Linked DNA regions of Homo sapiens: region 1 is linked to region 2. Evidence: chromatin contacts called from ENCODE Hi-C or POLR2A ChIA-PET data. All regions are on one chromosome and are shown on one strand. The core of a region is the stretch at or near the end of the contact, and the rest is flanking DNA. Distances in the headings are between cores, read along the strand shown. Region 1 holds the start of DTYMK (deoxythymidylate kinase). Region 2 holds the start of NEU4 (neuraminidase 4).

What was found. A loop is a pair of places that touch in the nucleus more often than their neighbours do. ChIA-PET counts read pairs that join two places held with the same protein, here RNA polymerase II (POLR2A). Pooled maps may share reads with other maps.
Region 1: POLR2A ChIA-PET joins it to region 2 with 10 read pairs in HepG2. The contact joins the promoter of DTYMK here to the promoter of NEU4 in region 2. A Hi-C loop is called at or near these places in 2 of 37 single-sample maps with no recorded cell type and 6 of 50 pooled maps. POLR2A ChIA-PET finds 5 or more read pairs at or near these places in 4 of 52 experiments (CD4-positive, alpha-beta memory T cell, HepG2, activated naive CD4-positive, alpha-beta T cell and 1 more).

The regions. Positions count from the first base shown.
Region 1 is chr2:241,685,335-241,689,202 of GRCh38, reverse strand. It overlaps DTYMK (deoxythymidylate kinase), which reads left to right and starts at 2,388. Exons shown (of 5, transcript NM_012145.4): 1 at 2,388-2,549; 2 at 3,326-3,434. The coding sequence starts at 2,420. It also overlaps a transcript of ING5 not described here. RefSeq lists silencers at 1,899-2,428, 2,179-2,441, 2,489-2,798.
Region 2 is chr2:241,807,298-241,811,439 of GRCh38, reverse strand. It overlaps NEU4 (neuraminidase 4), which reads right to left and starts at 2,247. Exons shown (of 4, transcript NM_001167600.3): 1 at 2,166-2,247. LOC124905349 (a long non-coding RNA gene) reads left to right here and starts at 744. Exons shown (of 2, transcript XR_007088398.1): 1 at 744-973; 2 at 2,072-3,125.

The DNA of each region.
Region 1 (3,868 bases), core at 1,139-3,638, 120 kb after region 2:
AAGTGGAGGTTGCAGTGAGCCAAGATCATGCCATTGCACTCCACTCTGGGCCACAAGACAGAAACTCCGTCTCAAAAAAAAAATTAAATTAAAAAATAAATTGGCCGGGCGCAGTGGCTCACGCCTGTAATCTCAGCACTTTGGGAGGCTGAGATGGGCGGATCATGAGGTCAGGAGATCGAGACCATCCTGGCTAACACGGTGAAACCCCGTCTCTACTAAAAAATACAAAAAAAATTAGCCGGGCATGATGGTGGGCACCTGTAGTCCCAGCTAGTGGGGAGGCTGAGGCAGGAGAATGGGATGAACTCGGGAGGTGGAGCTTGCAGTGAGCCAAGATTGCGCCACTGCACTCCAGCCTGGGCAACAGAGCAAGACTCCATCTCAAAAAAATAAAATAAAAATACAAAAATTAGCCGGGCGTGGTGGTGGGCGCCTGTAATCCCAGCTACTCAGGAGGCTGAGGCAGGAGAATAGCTTGAACCCGGGAGGTGGAGGGTGCAGTGAGCTGAGATCGCGCCACTGCACTCCAGCCTGGGGGACAGAGCAGGACTCCGTCTCAAATAAAATAAAAGCAATAAAAGTAAATTAAAAAGGAAGAAAGGGCATAACTGGTAATAACAATATAACCCATATCCTTCCAGAACCCCAAACTGAATTGGGGAGGCTTCAGTCTGGAAAACATAAAGCTACTCTAGGTATGCAATGATAATATAATCGCGAGCTTACACAAATGCTGGGAGTAAAGTCCGGGAAATTGTTGCCAATGACCTCAGCCCAAAGCACTGAAGTGGGTGGTGGTCTCAAGAGCTCATGGGGAAAAAACCAATGCAAACTCAACACTTAGAAAGCTACCAGCAATTTCTTGGTCTACATCAGAGGCAGGTGGTTCTGAAAACAGAACAGCTTTGAATTTCATCTATATTTCTGGCTGAGGGTGCCTCCCAAGAATAATCGCCTCGAAAGGTAAGAGTGCCTCGTCTGGTAGACTGTAATCCAGGGCTACACAGATGATTCTGGGAAATGCAGTTCCTACCATTTCTTCTGCTAAGCAGAGAAAGTGATGTCTAGCTGACAACTGACAATATGGCACATATAGATAGTAGTATTTTAGATATCTAAAATAACAAAAAGTCTCACCTGAGAAATGTCCAGGCAGCCTGATATCCCTAAGATAACAGCAAACACTACTGAGCGCTTTCTAGATACCGGGGACACTTCGCGGGACTTTTTCCACCTCTCTATGGCAGAGACAGTTTTTCCTATTATCATCATGACCCACATTTCAGAGGAGTTGGAGGCATGGAAAGAGGAAACAACTTGCCCGTTCCCTCTCCGTGCTATAATTTGTATACATCATCTTTTAAAACGGACTTTTCGGCCAGGCGCGGTGGCTCACGCCTGTAATCCCAGCACTCTGGGAGGCCGAGGCGGGCAGATCACGAGGTCAGATCAAGACCATCCTGGCTAACACGGTGAAACCCCGTCTCTACTAAAAATACAAAAAATTAGCCGGGCGTCGTGGCGGCCGCCTGCAGTCCCAGCTACTCGGGAGGCTGAGGCAGGAGAATCGCTTGAACCCGGGAGGCGGAGGTTGCAGTGAGCAGAGATCGCGCCACCGCACTCCAGCCTGGGTGACAGAGCGAGACTCTGTCTCAAACAAACAAAAACAACAAAAACACACACACGGACTTTCCAGAGCCCTGCAGTTTTGCGCTTCAGGGACAACAGTGAACATTTATCGATCCCATGGTTCTCCTACAATTGCCACGTGGCCAGCGTCTACACAGCCCCCCATCCTGCCCCTGCTGTCAAACACAGCGTTTCCAGAACGCAGTCGTGCTGGGCTCCAGGTGAGCTTTGGGAGGAGCCCCGGCTGAGCCCCTGCACTGGGCCCCGCGCTTCGGGAAGCATCTCGCTCGTTCGTCTCGCGCGCCGCGTGACCGGAGCCCTCACGCTGGCAGCGGGCACCGCAGGGCCCTGAGAGTCGGGCCCGCTGCGCGCAGCCAGGGGCCAACGAGAGCCGACGCTGGGCGGGCAGCGTCCGGGAGCCCCTCCGACCCTGCGCTCCCCTCGTCCGCGCCCTGACCCCGCGTCTCCGGCCGTCCAGCCCGCGCCGCGTCACCTCCCCTCCCGGAGCGAAGGGCCCTGCTCGCCCGAGGACGGAGGCCCGCACGGGACACGGGGCCCCAGTTTCCGCCCCGGAAGCCCAGGACACGGCTCCAGTGGCGGCGCGGCCCAGGGCGCAGGCGCGGGTGTCGGTCCCACCGCGCGTCGTCCTCGCCCCGGCCCCGGCCAATCCCTTCGAATTTGGCCGAGGCCGGGAAATACTAGCTAATCACGGCGCGCGCTGTTGACGCCGGCCAATGGGAGCTCCGGAAGGCTGCGTGGAGACGCCAGCGGCGGGCGGTGGACAGTCATGGCGGCCCGGCGCGGGGCTCTCATAGTGCTGGAGGGCGTGGACCGCGCCGGGAAGAGCACGCAGAGCCGCAAGCTGGTGGAAGCGCTGTGCGCCGCGGGCCACCGCGCCGAACTGCTCCGGTTCCCGGGTGGGTGCGCGCGGCGGGGGGTGCGCCGCGGCCTTCGGTGCCTCTGCCTTCCCAGGGGCTCTTTGCTCCGCTTCGTTGTCTGCGGCTGGCGTGCTGTGAACTGTGCGGTTTTTATTTTGAAAGACGGGCTTTCCCTGTGTCGCCCAGGCTGGAGTGCAGTGGCGCCATCTCGGCCCACGGCAGCCTGGACCTCCCGGGCTCAAGCGATCCTCCCGCCTCAGCCTCCCGGGTAGCCGGGAACATAGGCGCGCGCCACCGCGCCCGGTCCACGCTGCGTGTCTTTAAGTGCGGGGTATGGTGATGACTGACGTGTAAACCCGCGCGAAACCGTGGTGTCTCCCCCAAAAGTCTCCTCCAGCTCTTTTGTAATCCATGTCTCGTTTTTGTGGGTTTTTCTGGTGTTGTGTTTTGTTTGATGGCTGTTCGCGCTTTCAGGGGTTTTATAGCATATATTTAAAAGTTTTCAAGTGAAGCATTGACCTTAATCTTTGGCCACCCAGTCCACAAATTTTATAAATGCTTTCTTTGAAGTCTCTACTTTCTACCCGAGTTCTTTTTTCCTAAAGCATTTTTCATCCCAGCTTGTTTGCAGATTGCTGTTATTGCTCAGAGAAATTCCTTTGGCTTCCGCAGAAGATCCAAGCCTGTCTAGAGATTTAGTAAAGTAAAATTCAACGTGAGACTTGAGTCCGGGAGAAATTCAGTCCAAACTATATTGTAATATAGAGGGAAAGCCTGATCTCACTTGCATTTTGTGTGTTTCTCTTTTTTTCTAGAAAGATCAACTGAAATCGGCAAACTTCTGAGTTCCTACTTGCAAAAGAAAAGTGACGTGGAGGATCACTCGGTGCACCTGCTTTTTTCTGCAAATCGCTGGGAACAAGTGTAAAAACCATTGCACACTGCTCCCTCTGCCCTTGCCACTTTCCTTCCTCCTGAGATTCAGTGAACGCAGCACTCGATTCTGAATGACAGTGACAGTAGTGCTGGGCCTGATGTTCTTCTGTTTAGCAGTCCTGTGGGCAGAGGTGGTGAAGCGCCCTAGTTCCCAAAGGGCGCTAATGAATGCTGTTTCGTCCTCCTGCTCCCCACACCCCATAACTAATAGACTTCAGTTTTTCGGGTTTTTTTAGACGGAGTTCCGCTCTGTCGCCAGGCAGAGGTGTGATCTCGGCTCACTGCAACCTCCGCCTCCCAGGTTCAAGCGATTCTCCTGCGTCAGCCTCCCGAGTAGCTGGGACTACAGGCGCGCCCCAGCATGCTCAGCTAATTTTTGCAATTTTAATTTACTTTATTTTTAAATTTAATTTTTGTATTTT
Region 2 (4,142 bases), core at 998-3,497:
GAGCTCATCATGGGTGGCTGCCTCGCCTGACCCAGAGCAGAGACAAGGGCCCACTGTGCGGGCAGCAGGCCAGGGAGCTGGCCACGTCTCAGGGCTACGTCAGGACCCTGGACACTCCCACGGTGGCACGGCTCCACTGAAGCCCAGAGCAGGGCCAGGGGTGCAGATGGGCACCCAGGAGCCACACAGACGCCCGGGACCAGCACAGGCTCCCCTCTGCAGGTCAAGGCACTCAACACTGGGGTGCTGAGGACACGGGGGTGCGCCCTCCAACAAGGGCTGTGCTGGGACAGGCCCAGCTGTGAGGCCGCAGTTGACCTCCCAGAGGGACACGGGTCTGCTGCTCCAGAGACGCGGCCCTGCCAGGAGGGCTCCGTGAGTGCACACTCTCCTCTGGGCTTCCCGGGTGCGGGGCCTCCCCTGGCACAGCACAGCCCCTCACAGCACAGGCCTCACTGGGCTCTAGCTCTGTATCTGTGCTCCTGGCAGGCCAGCACCCCATCGCAATGTCCTGTGCCTCTCAGGGCCCAGGGTGACCCCTCCCCAGCACAGCTGCCGTGCAGGACTCCTGCCAGTCCCATTCACGCTGGCCTGCCCCCAGCCTGTCCCCGCAGGACTCCTGCCAGTCCCATTCACGCTGGCCTGCCCCCAGCCTGTCCCCGCAGGACTCCTGCCAGTCCCTTTCACGCTGGCCTGCCCCCAGCCTGTCCCCGCAGGACTCCTGCCAGTCCCTTTCACGCTGGCCTGCCCCCAGCCTGCCATTTCAGAGGCAGCCTTGGTAACCAATGCTCAAATGACCACTGCCCAGGCCAGAATCTCAGAGGAGGCCACAGGTGCCCGGTATGTTCTGATGGGGCAGCCTCCGTGGGGGATCCCTGGGCCCTGAACACCCTCCTTTCTCACTGTCCCTCCCTCCCCTGCGAAGGGCATCCTCAGCTGCTTCTGAAACCTGGGGCGCTGTGGTGGGAAACAGGTAGGTCACGTGGTTTCCAGGCTGAGATGATAAACCTGCCGCGTCCCTCCAGGTCCTAGGGGCCTGAGGGGATTTACTGGGGGCAGCTGGGAGGGGGGCGGCGAGGAAGCAGGAGGGGTGGGCCCCAGCTCCTTCTGACTCATCTGAATGCCCCCCGTGGCCCCTCGGCCGCCAGAGCTCGTGAAGACGGTTAAGGAAAGCTTCCCCCAAGTGGCTTTCACCCCACGGGGACAGAGCCCCAGAGGTGCCTGTGGGCCCAGTGTCCTGTGCACTCACAGCCCCAGGAGGGGCGGACCCAGTCCAGGCAACTTGGCCATCGTACACATCCTCCTGCTCACAGCCGAGAATCCTGGGGCAGGGGCAGGTGGGTGGGAAGGGACAACCTCCCCACCCCTCAGAAGCCCCACCCCAGCCCAACCAGAACTGGGTGGCCCATCTCCCTTCTCGTGTCCCCCAAGTCTGGGACTGGTGGAGTCTGACCAGGGCCATCCCCTAAGTACCCAGGCTTACAGGGAAACGGGACCTCCAAGCCCCACGTCACCTTGCAAAGTCCCCTCCTGGGCCACCCTGAGACACAGGCCGGGTCTGGAGCAGGGCTGTCTGGCCAGGGTGTGCCCGCAGAGCTGGGGTGGGGGGCAGGCCTCACTCCCTCTGCTCCAGGCTTTTCAAGCCCACTGTTTTCAATCTAGAGATTTCACAGAAAAACCCGTGTTTTCAGCTTCTCTTGAAAAGTCAGATCTGCCCTCAGGTGCCACCCACTTCCCCTGGGCATCTCTGCCTGGACAAGCCACCGTCTACCCAGGGTATATGACAGCCACGGGTCCCACCAACCCCCAACTGTCACCCCATGGCCCACGGCTGCTCAGAGGTCCCTGGGCCCATCTGGGGCTCTGTCCCCGTGGGGTGAAAGCCACCCGGGGGAAGCTTTCCTTAACCGTCTTCGTGAGCTCTGGCAGCCGAGGGGCCACGCTGACCCCAGCATCACACGGAAGGCTGGGACGTGCCCCCTCCCCCAAGAGCAGTTTCGGCTACTCTGTGTCCCCCTTTTATGGGCTGCACGACGTGGCAGCATTTTAACCGCCCCTTCTCAATGCACAGCCCGGACAGGCTGTTCTCAACACTCTCTACTGCAAACTACACACAGTTTTACGTCGCCAGAAAGACCCCAAATTTCTATTCAAAAAGACCGTACCAGTTTCAGTTCCCGCCAACCTCAAAGGCAGAGACAAAAGGACGGTGTGCCCCTCCTGTAACTTCATTTCTTCGGTGACTGTGAAGCTGAGGGCAGAGTCCACGCCTGGGGACAGGGCTGCCACCGCAGCGGCCACTGCGTCCAACCCTCGCTCCTCCTCCCAGAGACGACCTGCGTTCCGCTCAGGGACAGGGCTGCCAACGCAGCGGCCACCGCACCCAACGCTCGCTCCTCCTCCCAGAGACAACCTGAGCTCTGCTCAGAAGCGGCACCTCCTCATGCTGGACTCACTCGGGCCCACATGTGCCAAGGGGGCCTGGTTTTGGGGCCGGCGGGTTCTGCCTGATGCTCAGAGGGTAACTGGATGCTGAAAACTGTGAGTCTTTCTTCAACTCAGGGGAATGTTTCCAGGGCACGCCAGGCCTCACTCACGCAGGCCTCCGCGACAACTGTTCAGCACTGACTGAGGGTGAAGTGAAATCCTGAAAGCTGAGAGCCAGCGCCCTCACACGAGGGCTGGGACGTAACAAAAGCCCATCAAGAGTTTTGCCCAGGGCTTTCTTGGGCCTTGAAGCATGACGAGACCAGGACCCGTTTAGGATTAAACAAGTTTTACTGGGGGTCTGAAAAAACTCCCCAGGCCTCCACAAACAAGTGGAGAAGGAACTCCCCAAACCTCCATGATTTAGCAGAAGACAAGATAAGGGTAAACACCTGGGCCCATTTAGATCAAGTAAATTTACTGAGTCTTCAGAGGAAGATCTTCAGGACCAGACCTCAGTTAGAGATGAGAAGAATTGAATCACGTACGTCTTTAGACGAATGCACACTGACACGGAGACACAGAGCTTAGAAGGTGTGTAAGCTCTGGAAAAACTGTAATCTGGAGTTGGTCTGGCGATCATTTCCAGGCCTTCTCCCTGTAACCAGTTACAGAAATAAAATCCCTCTTCTTCCCCAGTTCATCTGCATCTCGCTATCGGGCCTCGGGAATGAGCAACCCGACCCTGGGTTTGGTCCGGGAACGTTTTGTTCTCTGCGTGAACTGCTTTCTCATCTGTGGTCTTTTCTGTCTTCTGGGACTCCTGTTGTTGGCACGTGGGCTCCTCCCGGGCCACTTTCCCTTTACCTGGCAGGATCCTCTCCTGTGCCTTTCCTGGGCTGAGGGGGGAGGGAGGGAGGGAGGGAGGGTGGCCTGCCGAGGTCCCTGGGCTAAGAGGGGAGAGTGGCCTGCAGAGGTCCCTGGGCTGAGGGGGGAGGGAAGGTGGCCTGCAGAGGTCCCTGGGCTGAGGGGGGAGGGAGGGTGGCCTGCGGAGGTCCCTGGGCTGAGGGGGGAGGGAGGGAGGGTGGCCTGCAGAGGTCCCTGGGCTGAGGGGGGAGGGAGGGAAGGTGGCCTGCAGAGGTCCCTGGGCTGAGGGGGGAGGGAGGGTGGCCTGCGGAGGTCCCTGGGCTGAGGGGGGAGGGAGGGTGGCCTGCGGAGGTCCCTGGGCTGAGGGGGGAGGGAAGGTGGCCTGCAGAGGTCCCTGGGCTGAGGGGGGAGGGAAGGTGGCCTGCAGAGGTCCCTGGGCTGAGGGGGGAGGGAGGGTGGCCTGCGGAGGTCCCTGGGCTGAGGGGGGAGGGAGGGAGGGTGGCCTGCAGAGGTCCCTGGGCTGAGGGGGGAGGGAGGGAAGGTGGCCTGCAGAGGTCCCTGGGCTGAGGGGGGAGGGAAGGTGGCCTGCGGAGGTCCCTGGGCTGAGGGGGGAGGGAGGGTGGCCTGCGGAGGTCCCTGGGTTGAGGGGGAGGGAAGGTGGCCTGCGGAGGTCCCTGGGCTGAGGGGGGAGGGAGGGTGGCCTGCGGAGGTCCCTGGGCTGAGGGGGGAGGGAAGGTGCTCTTCCCGGGTCCCTGGCGTGAGGGGGGAGGGAAGCTGGCCTGCGGAGGTTCCTGGGCTGAGGGGGGAGGGAAGGTGGCCTGCGGAGGTCCCTGGGCTGAGGCGGGAGG